Regions from separate parts of the Mus musculus genome. Here region 1 is linked to region 2. A link is a loop called in an ENCODE intact Hi-C map of the cell type or tissue named here. Cell type or tissue: heart. All regions are shown on one strand. Each heading gives the region's core, and the rest is flanking DNA. Links, peaks and the distances in the headings are about the cores only. Region 1 holds the start of Bag6 (BCL2-associated athanogene 6). Region 2 holds the start of Stk19 (serine/threonine kinase 19).

Evidence for each region. Hi-C counts contacts between places; a loop is a spot of excess contacts. Peaks named below come from ENCODE experiments on the same cell type or tissue, not always from the same donor. Only the 100,000 strongest peaks of a DNase experiment are listed, where the experiment ranks them.
Region 1: a loop joins it to region 2, with 2.4 times the contacts of the local background. A loop is called at or near these places in 1 of 42 quality-filtered maps.

The regions. Positions count from the first base shown.
Region 1 is chr17:35,130,000-35,138,197 of GRCm38, forward strand. It overlaps Bag6 (BCL2-associated athanogene 6), which reads left to right and starts at 5,501. Exons shown (of 26, transcript NM_001372261.1): 1 at 5,501-5,629; 2 at 6,116-6,236. The coding sequence starts at 6,129. Apom (apolipoprotein M) reads right to left here and starts at 1,802. Exons shown (of 6, transcript NM_018816.2): 1 at 1,611-1,802; 2 at 1,196-1,350; 3 at 840-919; 4 at 409-507; 5 at 81-179. The coding sequence starts at 1,724. In heart, for the core only: CTCF peaks have their summits at 4,891 and 5,140; DNase peaks (open chromatin) are centred at 5,332 and 5,442; H3K4me3 peaks cover 1,829 bases; H3K27ac peaks cover 1,849 bases.
Region 2 is chr17:34,830,720-34,838,917 of GRCm38, forward strand. It overlaps Stk19 (serine/threonine kinase 19), which reads right to left and starts at 6,184. Exons shown (of 7, transcript NM_019442.3): 1 at 6,058-6,184; 2 at 5,711-5,847; 3 at 1,727-1,822; 4 at 1,294-1,433. The coding sequence starts at 6,157. Dxo (decapping exoribonuclease) reads left to right here and starts at 6,300. Exons shown (of 7, transcript NM_001163770.1): 1 at 6,300-6,497; 2 at 6,674-7,035; 3 at 7,182-7,417; 4 at 7,507-7,726; 5 at 7,829-7,964; 6 at 8,094-8,188. The coding sequence starts at 6,680. In heart, for the core only: no CTCF peak of the experiment used is centred there; DNase peaks (open chromatin) are centred at 6,282, 6,942 and 7,542; H3K4me3 peaks cover 2,500 bases; H3K27ac peaks cover 2,398 bases.

The DNA.
Region 1 (8,198 bases), core at 3,800-6,299, 300 kb after region 2:
GTCTGCCTTTGGCCACGGCCCCTGCTGACATTGCACAGAGCTCTTTACCCACAGGAGACTTGGTGACTTCAACCCCTCACCTTGATTCCTGGGAGTCACTAAGAAGGCTTTGAAGTCCAAGCAAGAGGTCAGAGACTGGAATTCCTCCACACACTTCTCTGGAGGGTGTGGTGACCGATCTGGAAGGACGGGGAAAATTCAGGCCAGTCAGTGTTCCTGCTTCTCAGCCCTGGCTTCCCAGCTCCCTAAAGGCCTGCTGAAGTGCCCACCTGTTCTGAAAGAATGTTAAAGGGCCCCAACTAGGGAGCCTTTTTGGCCCCAGCTAGGTGGGCTTTTTAGCCCCAACTAGGGGGGCTCTTTAGCCTTCCAGTTTCCCTCGGACATTTGCTGCCTTGTATCCCCACTCACTGTAGAGGAGAAAGCGCTGGTAGCCCTGGCCCGTCTCTTTCAGCATGATTCCTCCTGGGCACGAGCTGGAGAACAGGTCTGTTTTCATGTCTGGGCGCCCTGTTGGGATCAGGAGAGAAAAGGAGGACAGATGCAGACTCACTGAACCAGGCCTACTAGTGAGGACCATGATCCCAGCTGCCCAGGAAACTGAGACAGGAGGGTTTCACATTCAAGGCCTATCCATGTTCAACACCCTGTGCTACAGGGTGAGCTCAACAACCATCAGGGCAACTTAGTGAAACCGCCTCAAACTAGAAAGGGTCTAGGGCTACGGCCCAGTGATAGCATGCCTGCCTCCTAAGAATGCAGGAGGTCCTAGGTCCAAGCCTCAATCCCGAGGGGAAACGGCTAAGGGAGACGAGACAAGGGGAGGGCTGGTGGGAACCAACCTTCAGTTCTGAGTTCCATGTTTCCTTTCCCTTCAGTCAATCGGTATGTCCACTTCCGGGGCACACAGACCCCACTTTTCCTGCAGAGGTGGCAGTGTTAAGATAGGAAGATGGAGTGTCATTCCCACCACACAGTAACATCCTTTATTCCACCGTTCTCTTCCCCACACCCTAGCTCTTTGGGTTTTGAGCCACTAAGAGATAGTGAGGCCCCATTCTGTCTCCAGAAAGTGACTTGTAATGCTGTGGAATTGAGTGGGCAGAAAGTGGGAGCCTGATGCTGGGTGTGGTGACTGTTCACAGTTGGGGCAGAGAACACACCCAGTGGTGTCTCTGCCTCCTTGCTCGACACTCACGTGCGGATGGTAGCACGAAGCTGGAGCTGCCTTGGGGCAGAGCCGGCAGCCATGTTGAAGACAATATTGTCCACCGGATCAAAAGTTGCCAACTCTTCCGTGGTGGAGGCTGCTCCCGCAATAAAGTACCACAGGCCCAGGTGGGGCTCTGGGGTCTGGAGAGGCAATGAAGGGAGCAAAAGGATGAGTTGCTGGGTGCATCACAAAAATCCATCCAACATCCCCATCTGTCAGCAGAGCAAGACTTGGGGCTTGCGATTCTGGTGGCCTTCAATGTTTGCAACAAGGAGCCACCAGTGCCTCCCACACACCCTCTTCCTCCCTTCCTTTTTCAACATGCTTTCTGGCCATCTTGAGCGACCCACCTACTCAAGACTTTCAGCTTCTACTATATAGGCGTTCCCTCAGTACATACCTCTGTGTCGTCCATTCCCAGCGCAGTTAGTTGACTGTGCTCAGGGCACTGATTCATGGAGTTAAAGAGAAGGCCATAGAGAGAGAGCAGAGCTGCCCAAACTTGGTGGAACATCTCGGGATGAGAGTTGGTGCTCTGCAGTTGAGGGGACCTCCGCCTTAACTGTTCTCTGATGGCCGCTCGGTCTACTCTGCCTCCAGCCCCCTCGCCTCGACCCTTGACCCTTTAACCTGCTAATAAGTAACTTCAACCTTGTTTTCCAACCCAAGCCTAGATTGACTATGGCATCGGGGCCTTCCTCCCCCTCTTCCGGATGCAACCACTCTACAATATACCCGGGCATGACCCAGTGACTCTGAGGCCTTAGGAGGAAAGCTGAGCCCTACAGTAGAAACCCAGTCTTCCATGCTGCATTTGATGGGAGCCCTGCTGCGATGAGAAGTGGCTGGATTAGGTCTTTCATTCATTCATTCACTGGGCAAGTCTGGAATTTCAGTTGTTTGCCAGGAACTAGCTAATCCTGGAGGACTTTTTTTTTTTTTTTTTTTTTTTTTTTAAAGCGGAAAACAGCTTTGCTTTGCAAACAATCCATTGCAATGTAAACTGATAAATGTTAAAACAGGCACCAGCCAGTCGCTAGGGCATGGTGGATTCTCCCCCCACCCCTTCTTTCTCTCTCTCTCTCTCTCTGATAGGGTTTCACTATGTCACTTTGGTTGTCCAGGGATTCACTACATAAGCCAGCTGGACTCATAGAGATCATCTGCCTGCCTTTGTCTCCCAAGTGATTAAAGGCTTGTGCCACTTTGCCCAGCTTGCATTTCTCCTGTGAGAGTATAGTAGGGGAACTGGTAAGAACACATGAAGGAAAAGCTCACTGACAAATGGGCTCACGTTTATTCAGATTTTGGTGGTAGTGAAGACATTCTATTAGACGCAAGTGTAACACTAGTATTAAGAGTGGGTCTGCTGCCGGGCGAGGTGGCGCACGCCTTTAATCCCAGCACTCGGGAGGCAGAGGCAGGCGGATTTCTGAGTTCGAGGCCAGCCTGGTCTACAGAGTGAGTTCCAGGACAGCCAAGGCAACACAGAGAAACCCTGTCTCGAAAAAACCAAAAAAAAAAAAAAAAAAAAAAAAAGAGTGGGTCTGCTGGGTGTGATGGCACATGCCTTTAATCCCAGCACTTGGGAGGCAGAGACAGGCCTGAGTTCGAGGCCAGCCTGGTCTACAAAGTGAGTTCCAGGACAGCCAGAGAGCTATACAGAGAAACCCTGTCTCCAAAAACCAAAAAAAAAAAAAAAAAAAAAAACAACCAAACACAAGAGTGGGTCTAACCCCTGACTTGACTGTTAGATGTGGGGACTCATGCATACCAAGCAGACTCAGAGGTAACAACGATCCAGCCTCCTGGGGCAACTGTACTAATTTCTATCTCTGTTTTCCCCATCTCTGGAATGGGCAACCCATTAGTCTCAGGATTAAATGGGACCATGCATACATCAAGTCTGAAGGAAATACCCATTATCATCAGTAACTGCAAAGCACCCACTGCAATTGCTGGTAGTGATTTTTAAAGATTTATTAATTTATTTTATTCATATGAGTACACTGTAGCTGTCTTCAGACACACCAGAAGAGGGCATCGGATCCAATTACAGATGGTTGTGAGCCACTATATGGCTGCCAGGAATTGAACTCAGGACTTCTCTCTAGCCCATGAAATTTTTATTTATTTGTTTGTTTGTTTGTTTTTGAGACAGGGTTTCTCTGTGTAGCCCTGGCTGTCCTGGAACTCACTCTGTAGACCAGGCTGGCCTCGAACTCAGAAATCCGCCTGCCTCTGCCTCCCAAGTGCTGGGATTAAAGGTGTGCACCACCACGCCCGGCTTTATTTTTGTTTTTTTGAGACAGAGTTTCTCTGTGTAGCCCTGGCTGTCCTAGCACTCACTCTGTAGACCAGGCTGGCCTTGAACTCAGAAATCCGCCTGCCTCTGCCTCCCACATGCTGGGATTAAAGGCATGCGCCACCACCGCCCGGCAGAAATTTTTATAATAAAATACTAAATGTGGGACTGGGGAAGTGGCTCAGCAGTGAGGGTACTTGGCAGATGGCAACCCAAGCTGAAGATCCCCTGGTCCCCACACAGTGAGAGGACACCACATTTCCCTCGGATCTCCACATTTGCACTGTGCTGTTGCAGACGCAGGCCATACACCCCTCCTCCATCCCCGAAAAGTATTTTTAAAAATATTTAACTTCTATTATCCCAGCATCTGGGATGCAGAGGCAGGTGGGTTTCTGTGAGTTACAGGACATCCAGACTTACATAGTGAAATCCTATCTTGGAAAAAAAAAATTCAAAACGTAAATATAGTCTATTAGAGTGACACACAACCCTGCACTGGGTGGTGGTGGGGGGAACATTGTCCTTATGAGTTCCAGGCAATTCAGGGTAACAGTGAGACAGCATGTAAAAGTCTCATCATACAATGCTTACTGGAAGTCTCATCAGTACTGGCATCTAAGAATAAGTGGGGAAGAATGCAGAGAGAGAAAAACTTAACCGTTCAACTCCCTTGGCGGTGGGCCTTTCAATCCCCTTTCTTTTTCTTCCTTCTTTTCTTTTCTATTTTATTTTATTTTATTTTATTTATTTTATTTTATTTGTTTGTTTTTGAGACAGGGTTTCTCTGTGTAGCCCTGGCTGTCCTTGAACTCACTTTGTAGACCAGGCTGGCCTCGAACTCAGAAATCCGCCTGCCTCTGCCTCCCAAGTGCTGGGATTAAAGGTGTGCACCACCACGCCCGGCTTTTCTTTTCCTTTTTTAAAGATTTATTTATTTTATGTATGTGAGTACACTGTCGCTGTCTTCAGACACACCAGAAGAGGGTGTCAGATCTCATTACGGATGGTTGTGAGCCACCATGTAGTTGCTGGGAATTGAACTCAGGACCTCTGGAAGAGCAGACAGTGCTCTTCATCTCTTGAGCCATCTCTCCATTCCCTTGGTCCCTTCTTAAAGTCTTGTCCTTTAATCTGATCCGCAAGGCACCCGTTCTCTTTTCTTTCTTTTTTTCTACAAAGCTCTTAAAAAGCAGCAGAAATGTCTCAAAACCAAAAAATGCAATAGAATTTTTTTTTATCCTTAAACATGGCACTCCCTCGGAGATCTCAATAAACAGGATGCTCAAAGTCTGCAAAGAGCCCAACCGGCCTAATCCCGCCAGGAACTAGAGTCGGGCACAAGCAAACACAGCCCGCGGAACGCCACCAGCCGTCCACGAAAAAGAGTGGCTTCCGGAAGAACAGAAATGATGGGAGGACCAGAGGTCTTGCAGAGTTTTAGGTAGTTAGAATTGTGCCTGTAAACGTCTCTGACCATCAAGATGGGACGTTGATTAACGAGGTGCACTCCACACAAGTCTCACAATTTTTCTCGAGGAAATTACAGCATCTCACTCAGTCATTTTTCTTTAGGCGTTTCCAGTAGCCACCCCGGTCCGGTTGCACTCTGGCGCGCGCAGGGAAGAAACGCACATAGCCGGAGGGGGGCGGGGAAGTACTTAGAGTGTGCGCACGCGTGGCGCCGCTCACGCAGGCGCAGTGCGGTCCCCCGGGCGACGACGGCGGCGGCGGCGGCTCCTCCGGGTGGTCGGCTCCCTCCCATCTCGGCCGGCCCGGGCCCGTCTCGCCCCCCAGAAACTCACTGTTCGGGGCTGTGGACTTTCTCATCGTGCCCCACGAAAGTAAATCGGGGGAGACTGGGGGAGCCGGAAGTACCGCCTCGAGATCCCCCCAAATACGATCGGGGAAACGGAAGTGGCCCTTGGTGCCAGGTTGGGGGAGACCGGAAGTGACGGTACCGTGGGGACGTCGGGGGCGGAGCCACAGGGTGGTGGGCTGTGTATGTGTGTTTGTATGTGTTTGGTCGCGTGTTGGTTAAGTCGTGTTGCTGGAATACCGAGGAGAGGCGGAGGCGGAAGGCGGGGGCGGTCAGCGAGCCCGTCCAGCCTCCCGTGAGTGTCCGCGGTCTTGGGTCGGTGGTGATTTAGGCGGGTTCGATTGTGGTGCTGCGCGTGCGCGAAGCCACTTTTCTCTGCCGAGTCTAGCGCGACCCTCCCCCCACCCCTCGCGTTGTCCTAGGATTTCCCGATCTCTCGGGCGCTTGCTCGGTCGCGACCGGTGATGACACTGGCCTCTGGTCGGTCTCGTGCTTGCTTCCCTGATTCCTAGCCCAACTGGCTCTCCCTATTGTGATTGGCATGGTGGAGCCCCTCCCACCTCTCGTCCTTCATCTCCCTATGCCGTCGATCTCCTACCCTTTGTGTTTCTGTTCCTGTGCCCCCGAATCAAAAAGGGGGGATGAGAAGGAGGATGAATATATCTGCTTGTGTATGAGAAACTTTGAAGGGATTGGGGCGGAGATTGGGTCCAGAGAGGCTTCCGGGTGTATAAAATACAGTGCGACCGACAGCGAACCCCCCCCCCTCGTTCTTCTTTAGAGAGCTGTCGGCCATGGAGCCGAGTGATAGTGCCAGTACCGCTATGGAGGAGCCTGACAGCCTGGAGGTACTGGTGAAGACCCTGGACTCTCAGACTCGGACTTTTATTGTGGGGGCCCAGGTGAGACACCAGTACTTTGTAGAAGGATGCGCCTGATTTTCTTGTCATTGACTCTTTTGTCCCTTACTGGATAGGACATCTGATGTACCTATTGAGTGAGGGGATGTGGTTACTGTTGAGTGAGGCCGATTTGGAGTCTGTCTTCACTTTGACAGAACTCAGTGAAGAGGAAAGTAGAGAGGAGGGATCTATACCTGTTCTGTGCAGACCCCAGCCCAAAGAGACAGACATGACTCTGGCCTTTGGGACCAGACACAACACAGGGGGCACCTTGGACAAGAATGGTGTGTCACAGGGACCTCAGACAAGTTTGGTGTGGGTTTTTTTTTTTTTTTTTTAAACAGAGTGTTCACAGCTTGGTACTATTTTTATAAGATTAAGGAAACCTGCTTTCATCCACTGTGAAGTAGACTTGTCAATAGCTGAGGCATGGTTTGAGCCTCCTGACCTTAGTGCACTGTGGCCACTGCATAATTCTTTGAGACAACCACCATGAGGAGGTCATTTTTGTGGTTTTTAAAGCAGATATTTAAAAAGCCACATAGACTTTTGTCTGTAGGTACATGTGATAGTTAATTTGGCCCTACCAAGAATTACTTAATGTCTTTCCGGGAGGTGGGCACAGGATCTCCTATAGCCCAGGCTAACTTTGGCCTCTGACCACTGTGCCTTCGTCGTCTATGTGGTCGTCTATGTGCTAGGATTATATGCACTATAACAGAGGACCACATCTGACTTGGCTTGGTCCTTTTTTTCTTACATAGTGAAATGTCTTAGAACTGATGGTCTTGTACTCATGATCCTCCTGTCTCTGCTTTCCAAGCTTGGAATTTCAGTTGTATGCTATTGCTATTTTTGGTTTGTTTGTTCTTTTTTTCCACCTTCCCTTATTTTTATTTATTTATTTATTGCATGTATGTGGTTCTGATGGGTACTGAACCTTGGACCTAGCACAGAGCACTTACTACTGAACCGTATATTGTGTGTTCCTTTCTGACCTTTGTTAGTTATCTTTCCAGACCCTGCCTCCCAACCCCATGGTGGTAATGGTTGTTTTGGGTTGTGTGTATTTTTGGTTTCTTTTAGAAGATTGTATTTGTTTTTATTTTATATGTGAGTGCTTTCTCTGGAAATACACATGTGCACCTTGTGTGCACTTGGTGCCTGAGAAGGTCAGACTCTGCAACCTGTGGCCTTTTCTTCATGTGGAAGTTAGGAAACTATAGCCCCAAACTATAGCCCCTACTTTGTTACAGATGGTTGTAACAACCTCGAACTCAGAAATCCGCCTGCCTCTGCCTCCGGAGTGCTGGGATTAAAGGCGTGCGCCACCACGCCCTGCTTGCTTCATTTTGTGTTTTAAGTCAGGGTTTCACTTTGCAGTCATGGCTGTCCTGGTAGTCAGATCCACCTAGCTCTGTATCCTTGAGATTAGTGGCTGTGCCAGTGCCTGTCTATCTGCATTCAGCTTTGAGATTATGGCCTTGAACACCTGCTATTGTTTTAGTTTAGAAAAGGATCACTGGTATCTCTAGATACTGGATAGCAGAGAGGGAGAAAGGGAGAGCTATTCGGCTTCTTTCGTATAGGTTTTAGTTATTTACTGTTGTTGTGATTTGGATTTTTTTTTAAATTAATTTAATCTCTGTACATTGGTCTGACTATTTTAGAACTCACTACGTAAAGCAGGCAGGCCTCAAACTCACAAGAGATCCACCTGCTTCTGCCTCTCAAATGCTGGAGGCATACACACCACGTCCCACTTATTTTTAATTATGTATTGGTATGTGTCTCTGCCTCTGGGTACAAACGCTCATAGAAGCCAGAGACACTGAGTCTCCTAAAGCTGTGTTTACCAGTAGTTGTGAGCTGCTGCCCAACGTGGATGTTGGAAATTGAACTGGAGTCCTCTGCAAGACCAGTATGAGCTCTTAATCACCGAGCCATTTCTCTAGCCACACT
Region 2 (8,198 bases), core at 5,151-7,650:
CCTTTATTAGAGAAAGAGTGAGTGCTGTTCAGATTTTGATGTTACGCCAACAATATCATACTTTAGAAAGTCAAAAAAAATCAATATTGTAAAGATACTAAAATTTAGTTCTATGATTAGAACTAGCCACTAGAACTGGGGAATGTAAGGTAAAAAATTTAAGTTTGACCCCACAGACCAAGTTAGAGCCAAGAAAGAAAAATAGTTGGGCCCTGAAATAGCCTGTTCTGAGAACTGGCTGACCACAGAACAGATAATTACATAAGCAGGTTCAGTGACCTTGTTCCAGGACAAGTTAGATTAAAATCTTGAGAACAATCTTGAGAAGCAGGGAGTTTCCCCTTGTGATTTTTAGTTCCCCCTTGTGATTCTTCACTGGTATTTTCCAATAACACCCTCCCTACCCACTTGGGTTATAGTTTTTCCTTTAAATACCCCCTTTCCCAGCTGCTCGAGGTTGAACTCCTCTACCCCTGCGTGGGATACGAGTTGGCCCCAGCGTGCTGGTTCCTGTCAATAAACCTTGTGCAATTGCAGCAAGGATGGTCTCTCGTGAGTTCTTGGGGGGGGGGGGTCGCGTCATCCCTACAATTGAGTGAGGGTCTCCCATCTTCAGGGATCTTTCACATTGACCTATTTTTTTTTCCTTTTATTTTTTGAGACAGGGTTTCTCTGTATAGCCCTGGCTGTCCTGGACCTTGCTCTGTAGGCCAGGCTGACCTCAAACTCTGAGATCCACCTGACTCTTCCTCCCGAGTGCTGCGATTAAAGGTGTGCAACATCACACTTAGCTGGACCTTATTTTTTGTGATAGCGACTCTCACTGAACCTGGAGCTCATTGGCTTGGGTGCACTTTGCTAGCCTCTCTCCTGACTTCCAGCACAGGGGTCCCAGGCACCTCACTGTGCTCAGCTTATGGGGGTGCCGGAACTGCAGCTCGCTCAGGCCCCCATGCTCACACAGCATGGACTTTTCCAAGCAAGCCAGCTCCCCAGGCCTCTTGGTGGAGACTGCTTGGTCATAAAACAGTGTCCTTGGGAAGCCCTCCCTGAGCAAAGGCTCTGAAATGTGCCTGAGGAGTAAGCGTCATCTCTGGGCTCACCATGACCTATGAACTCTCCCCACTCTGTCCCTGCTACTTCCCAGGGGAGATCAGTGAGTTCCCATACCAGCAAGTTAGAAAGCAGGAGGCCTGACACAGGTGTGGTACCCTAAAATCCTTCTGTACTGAGACCTTGCCTAGTACTTTACAGGGGACCCTGTGAACTTTTACTGACCCCACCACATCTCACGTGATCTCCGGGTCCCTGAAGCCATAAGTCTGTGTCATCTGATCCTGCTGGAAACTGAGGTCCCCACAGGCTGGGAGCACTGAGGCCAGGAACTTCTGCACCGCCCCAGCACATGGTCGGCCATCACAGGCCTTGAGGACCTAGAACCAGAGTTGATGTCGGTAACCAGCATGAGCCCATCCCCCACCATGGCTCTCTATCTCTGACCCCACCCCCAATCCTGGGTCCTTCTACTGCCCTTTTTCCCTGCTTCCTTCTTCCCTCTCCCACTCTTCCTTCCTTCCTCCCCATCTTACTAATTACCAGAACTCTGTGCCCTCTATGGGTTATGTGGGTTAGACATAATGTCAGTTATTTCTATGCCCAGCTTCCCTCCTGAGACCACCACACTGGTGTACTCCCCACCCCCACCCCTCCCTCCTCTCTCACAGACCCGGGTCCTGTAGTCTTCCGTGAAGACAATCCCATGAGCATCCAAGTCAAAGCCTAGCTGGATAATTCGGATCTCTCCCAGCTCTTGAAGCTCCTTCTGTCTCCACAGAGATGAGAGGGGAAAGAGAAAGACAGGGTAAGACAAGCAGCCATGTTCTGAGCTCTGGGGCAGAGAGTCTGATTTCGGGGAGGGGGGATGGGGAGGGAGGATTAGGACATTTACCACGAAGACACTCAGGTGACCATCAAGCAGCTGCTTCCAACCAGTCACCTACTCACCTTATGAGCTGCTAATAATCAATATACATATTTTCTAACATCAGACTTATCAGTCACTACAATTAAACAGTGATGCAGGTCGTGCCTTTAATCACTGCACTTGTGAGGCAGAAGTAGCCTGGTGTGGTCTACTGTCTAGCCAGAGCTACACATCGAGAGCTTGTTTCAAAAGGACAAGACAAATAGTGATAAAGACAGATCCTACCCCCGAAGACTCATCAGTCTAGATGTTGGGTGGAGGTGTGTGAGAAGCACTGGATAAAATACTTAAATAAAAATGGAGCTGGCCATGATGGCACATGCCTGTACTCCGTACTGGATAGGGGAAGGCAGAACTTGTGAGTCTGTGGCCAGCCTAGGCTATGAGATCCTGCCTAAATGCCAGGCAAGCAAACAAGAAGTAAACAAAAACAACAAACCCAAATAAACAAACCATCCAGGACTTCTGTGGGCAGCAACACAACAGAAGCCAGAGTGGATAAAGACACCTCACCAATCTTTCGACCTCAGCTCAGGCCCCGGGACAAACACGCGCTGTGGCATGTCTACATGCTCACACACACATAAAACACATATCTGTCTGGAAAAAAAATCTTTTTAAGGGATTAGAGAGATGGCTTAGCAGTTAAGAGACTGGCTGCTCTTCCAGAGGATGCTGGTTCGATTCCTGGCAACAACGTGACAGCTCACAACTGTCTGTAACTCCAGTTTCAGGAGATCTGACCCTGTTCTGACCTCTAGAGGCACAGGGCACGCATGTGGTGTGCGGACACACATGTAAGCAGAACATCCATACACAGAAACAATGGGTCTTTTAAAAGTTTTTAATTGTTTAAGTAGCGGGCATGCTGGCTTCCACCTTTAATTCCAGCACTCAGGAGACAGACAGAGGCAAGCAGATCTCTGAGTTCAAGGGCAGTTTGGTCTACAGAGTGAAATTCCAGGGCAGCCAGAGATACAAAATGAAGAGGCCCTGGTTCAAAACAATAACACTGAAAAGCTCACAGGATCACAAGAACTACCAGACAGATATATTAAAGCAAGCAAAGACTCTGGGAGAAGGGAAACAGGGAGGGGGCATTTGCTGATCTGAGCAAATCTGCCCAGCACATGGCCAAAAATAAAGGGCTCACAGGAAGTAAAGCTCAGAAGACATGCAGCCCGGGCTGCACCTTTAATCCCACCAGGACAGCCACCAGGAGGAAAAAACTCCTCCCCAGGGAAGAGCAGAGGGTGTGGACACATCACAACACTTTGGACTGTTTTATTTAGCTTTTTGAGACAGGGTTCCTCTGTCTCCCACACCAGCCTCTAACTAGTAGGATCCCTCGGCCTCAGCCTTCTGAGTCCCAGAGTTACCTATCTGAGACGCAATGCCTGGCTAATAACAATTTATTTATTAGGCATTTTAGAAACAACGAAGAGGTGTTTTAAGGTTCTTGACATGGGTAAATGATAAATGATGGTAAAGACACTGATTCATAACTGGTCACTCCACGCTGTAAGCTCTCCCACTACACCTTAGCAAGATGTACGACTACATGAAGTTCAAACGACTTAAAATAATGCTGCTAATGCTGACGTGTTAAAAAAAAAAACAAGATGAGAAACTACTGGTAGGAAATTCTAAAAAGACATAGCAGGCTTAGGGCTGGTGGGATGTTTCAGTGGGTCAGGTGGCCTGCTGCTGAGCCCCAGGGCTTGAGTCAGCCCCTGAGATCCACGTGATGGGAGGAGGGAATTCAACCACACAATACCCTCTGACTTCTACACACACATGGTGGCATGTACACATGAACTTGCACATGCACACATATAATTTGGAAATAGAACATTAATAGGTAGCCCAAGCTGGCCTTAAGCTCACAGAGATCTGTCTGCCTTTACCTCTAGAGCAATGGGATTAAAGCCATATGGCAGTACACATGGCCAAAAATAATAATCAAATTTAAAATAATCATAAAAAAGATATAGGCTTAAATATGTCCCAGTCAGTCACCGTGGTGCATAGCTTTAATCTCAGCGCTCAGGAGGCAGAGGTAGGTGGGTCTCTATGAGTTCAAGGGTAGCCTGGTCTACAGACTGAGTTCCAGGTCATCTAGTGCTGCATAATAAGACCCATAAAAAGAAAAAAAAAAAAAAAAGTCCCAGTAGAGAATTTAAAACTGAGAAATGAAGACAATAAACTAAGACTTCAATGAGTGTGAAATACTTTAGTACAGCTGAATAAAAGACTATCGATCTGGGGTGGGAGCAATGCTCGGTGGCAGAGTAATTCCTGCTCTTGCAGAGCTCCCACATTCAGTTCCTAGCTCCCACATCTGGTGGCTCACAACCACCTGTAACTTGTACCTCCCCAGCTCCAGGGATCAAGTGCCATCTTCTGGCATCTGAGAGTGCAAACCCACATGTACACACACCCATGCTCACAAGCACATAGCCACAAGCAAATGAAATTAAGCTTTCTGAACAGATTATTAATCTAAGATGAAACTAAACAGTACAATTATAAAAGAAAGCCCAAAACTATTGAACATGGAAGTGTCTGAAGGGGTTCAAAGAGAAGATGTCTATGTAATTTCAGTGCCAGAAGAAAGCAATGAGAGAGGACAAGAGAAATTTCTTAGAGCTGGTGACAGGGCTGAGGAGGTGACTCTGCTGTCAAGTCTGCTGACCCAAGTTCAATCCTCCCCTCTCCAAAGAAAGAAGAGACTCCCTCTAGTTAACCTTCTGACTACTGTAAACCCCAGCATTAGGGAGATGAAAGCAGGAGAATATCAAGTTTAAGGCAGTCTGGGCTACAAATTAAGACCTTGTCTTAAAACAAAACTTGTGCAACTCTGAAAGCTTTTTGTTTAAAGAAAAAAAAAAAAACAGTTATAGAAAAGGAAGCACAGGGGCCATGGCCTGAGGAGGAGGTCAGAAGTCACCTGCAGGAATCAAGGTCAGAAACTCTGTAACAATATAAGGACAAAGCTAAGCAAGAAGGATCTGTGACAGCCTCTAAGGAGGAACTGCCCTAGTTAAAAGGAGCCCAGAGAGGTATGTAGCAGCAGAGAGCCGTTCACAGTGTTCTGACCTTCAACTCAGGCAGAGGTCTGAGAGTTCCTATAAAACAGAGACTGAAATCTGCCCACTGTGGATTTTTTTTGTGTGAAGAGACATGGCCCTGGCTTTCAATCGCCTTCTAAACTTGGCCACGAGGTTACATCACTCCTCTAGTCTCCCTAAGTATCTCATTTAGCCCCTATGCCTTGTGCACCACAGCCTAGAATGATCTGCAGCGTCATAGCCCACTGTCTCATACATCTATAATCTGCAACTCAGTGTACGCACATCAGGCAAGCAGCTACTCGGTGCCTCCCTCCTCTAGTCAATCCCCTAATCACTAACTGATCACTTGGGAAATCTGGGAATTAACACTAGACTCATCTCTCTCCTTCAGTCAATCTCTCTCACCGGTGACCTTCAGTACACCTTTGTCCGCGCTCACTAACCTTCTCTAACAGCCATCACCTGTCAGATGTGACATCTGCCTGCAGTTCCAAACCCCTGGGATTTGCTCTGCATTTGCCTTGGCCTAACGCCTGCTGACGGACGACTGAGTGTCTGAGCGACAGGGACTTGGCGAGTGCCCTCGAGGCTGCGGGTCGGAGGGCCGGGGCTGGTGGGGGGGGGACACGCCAAAGGTCTCCAAGGTGCTCACCAGTTGTAGGTCGGCCACCGTCCGGTCTGGCACCAGACTGTACACTTGGCTCCTCAGCGCGATGGGCGGCAGCGCATCCTCGAACAGCCCCCGGGGAAACAGCTTCACGAGCTCCTCGATGGCCTCGCGCGCCGAGCCTGTGGTGGAGCAAGCGCGTGGTCAGGTCCGGGTGGAGAGCGAGGGTGGAGACAGCGCGGAGGTTCGGACGCCCCAGCCCTCAGAGTCGCTGCCCAGCGCCTGGGTTGCCATGGTTACTACCCTAGGTCCTCCTCCTCCTCCTCCTCCTCCCCCCCCTCCTCCAAGGGTGGATACCCTCGGGCTTTCCGCGCCCAGGTTGCCATGGTTACCTGCTCTTGTTCTTAAAGGATCCGCTCTCACGGGCCCCGGCGCCCGCCTCCGCTTCACCCCAAAAGCCTCAGACGCCAGGAGCCGTCTCTTGCGATTCATAACCCGGATTTCAGGATTCCGGGAAAGGAGTCCCGAAGACCGCGTCTTCCGGCACAGAATAATGACGACGGGCCCTCTGGCTGGTCGTCTGAGTTTGATGACGAAGGCAGCCTCACTTCCGTCGCCCGCACCGCTGCTGATTGGCTCCCGACCAGAGCGCTCACTGGGGCGCGCCGAGGCGCGAGTGGCCCGCCTGGGTTCCCGCTCCGGTGCAGACGGACCTCGCCCACTCCGACGCTGAGGGCGGATGAGAGCGTCATCAGAAACAGCAACTCCGTGTTTGCATCCTTCTCCGGCTTCTGACGTGCGGCCCTGACGCCGTAGCCTCGAGGAGGTGGAGGTCGGTCAGGGTGGGGAGCTTTGAGGTAACCAAGTCTTAGCTTCAACCCCCAAACTCCTCAAGCTCGCCGCGTTCGTTGGTCCGTGGGTGGGAACGAGGCGCCCGGCTCCTGACACGCAGAGCCCAAACCTGGAAGCTCACTCGCTCCTTATCCACTGGAAACGCTTTCCTCGCAGGACCTCATGGAACCCAGAGGGACTAAGAGAAAAGCGGAGAAGACAGAGGTGGAAAAGCCTTTGCACAAACTCCCCCGGGCAGTCCCTTTACTGCGGACACAGCCCTCTCTGTACTCGGGACCCTTCCCGTTCTACCGGCGTCCATCCGAACTGGGCTGCTTCTCCCTGGACGCACAACGCCAGTACCATGGAGATGCCCGAGCCCTCCGCTACTACAGCCCCCCTCCCATCAACGGCCCAGGCCCGGACTTTGACCTCAGAGATGGATACCCTGACCGATACCAGCCCCGGGACGAGGAAGTCCAAGAGAGGTTGGACCATTTGCTGCGCTGGGTCCTGGAACACCGGAACCAGCTGGAGGGGTGAGCCCGGTGCAACGCAGAAGCTGACCTGGTGACCCGGCTTTCTCTTCTGAAGTTGGGAAAGCCAAATGGTCTTTAGTGGGGACTTTGAGTCAACAGAAGTAAAACTCGAGTCAGACCATAAACCCCGCATTCTTCCCTCCCAGGGGTCCCGGCTGGCTGGCAGGGGCCACGGTGACATGGAGAGGGCACCTGACAAAATTGCTGACCACGCCGTATGAGCGGCAGGAGGGCTGGCAGCTGGCAGCCTCCCGGTTCCAAGGGACACTGTACCTAAGTGAGGTGGAGACCCCGGCTGCTCGGGCCCAGAGGCTTGCACGGCCACCCCTCCTCCGGGAGCTCATGTACATGGGCTACAAATTTGAGCAGTACATGTGCGCAGGTGAGAGTCGTCGCAGCCGTGCGGTCCCTCTCCCCTTCCACAGAGGTCGAGATCCCCTTCCTCTGCTGCTGCCTTCTCTTCTTGTGCAGACAAACCCGGAGGCTCCCCAGACCCCTCTGGGGAAGTTAACACCAACGTGGCCTACTGCTCTGTGCTACGCAGCCGCCTGGGAAACCACCCTCTCCTGTTCTCCGGGGAGGTAGACTGCCTGAACCCCCAGGCTCCTTGCACACAGCCTCCCTCCTGCTACGTGGAGCTCAAGACATCCAAGGAGATGCACAGCCCTGGCCAGTGGAGGAGCTTTTACAGGTTCTGGCCGGGGCCGGGACTGACGGGGGGGGGGGTTGGGGGGGGGTTGGGGGGGGTTGGGGGGGGTGGAGGGTCCTGCTGACCCTTTGCCTCTCCCGTCAGACACAAGTTGCTGAAATGGTGGGCTCAGTCGTTCCTCCCGGGGGTCCCACATGTTGTTGCCGGCTTCCGGAACCCAGAAGGTTTCGTCTGTTCCTTAAAGACCTTTCCTACCATGGAGATGTTTGAAAATGTCAGGGTAAGGCAGGTGTCAGAGTGGCCATCTGTTTCCCCACCCCCTGTACCAAGTCCTCAGACCCAGTGCCCCTTTGCCACCTGCCTTTTCCTCTTTCCACCCCCAGTCTTCTGCCTCTTGTGCCCCCTCCAGAATGACCGAGAAGGCTGGAATCCCTCTGTGTGCATGAACTTCTGTGCTGCCTTCCTTAGCTTTGCCCAGAGCACAGTAGTCCAGGACGATCCCAGGTAAGGCCTT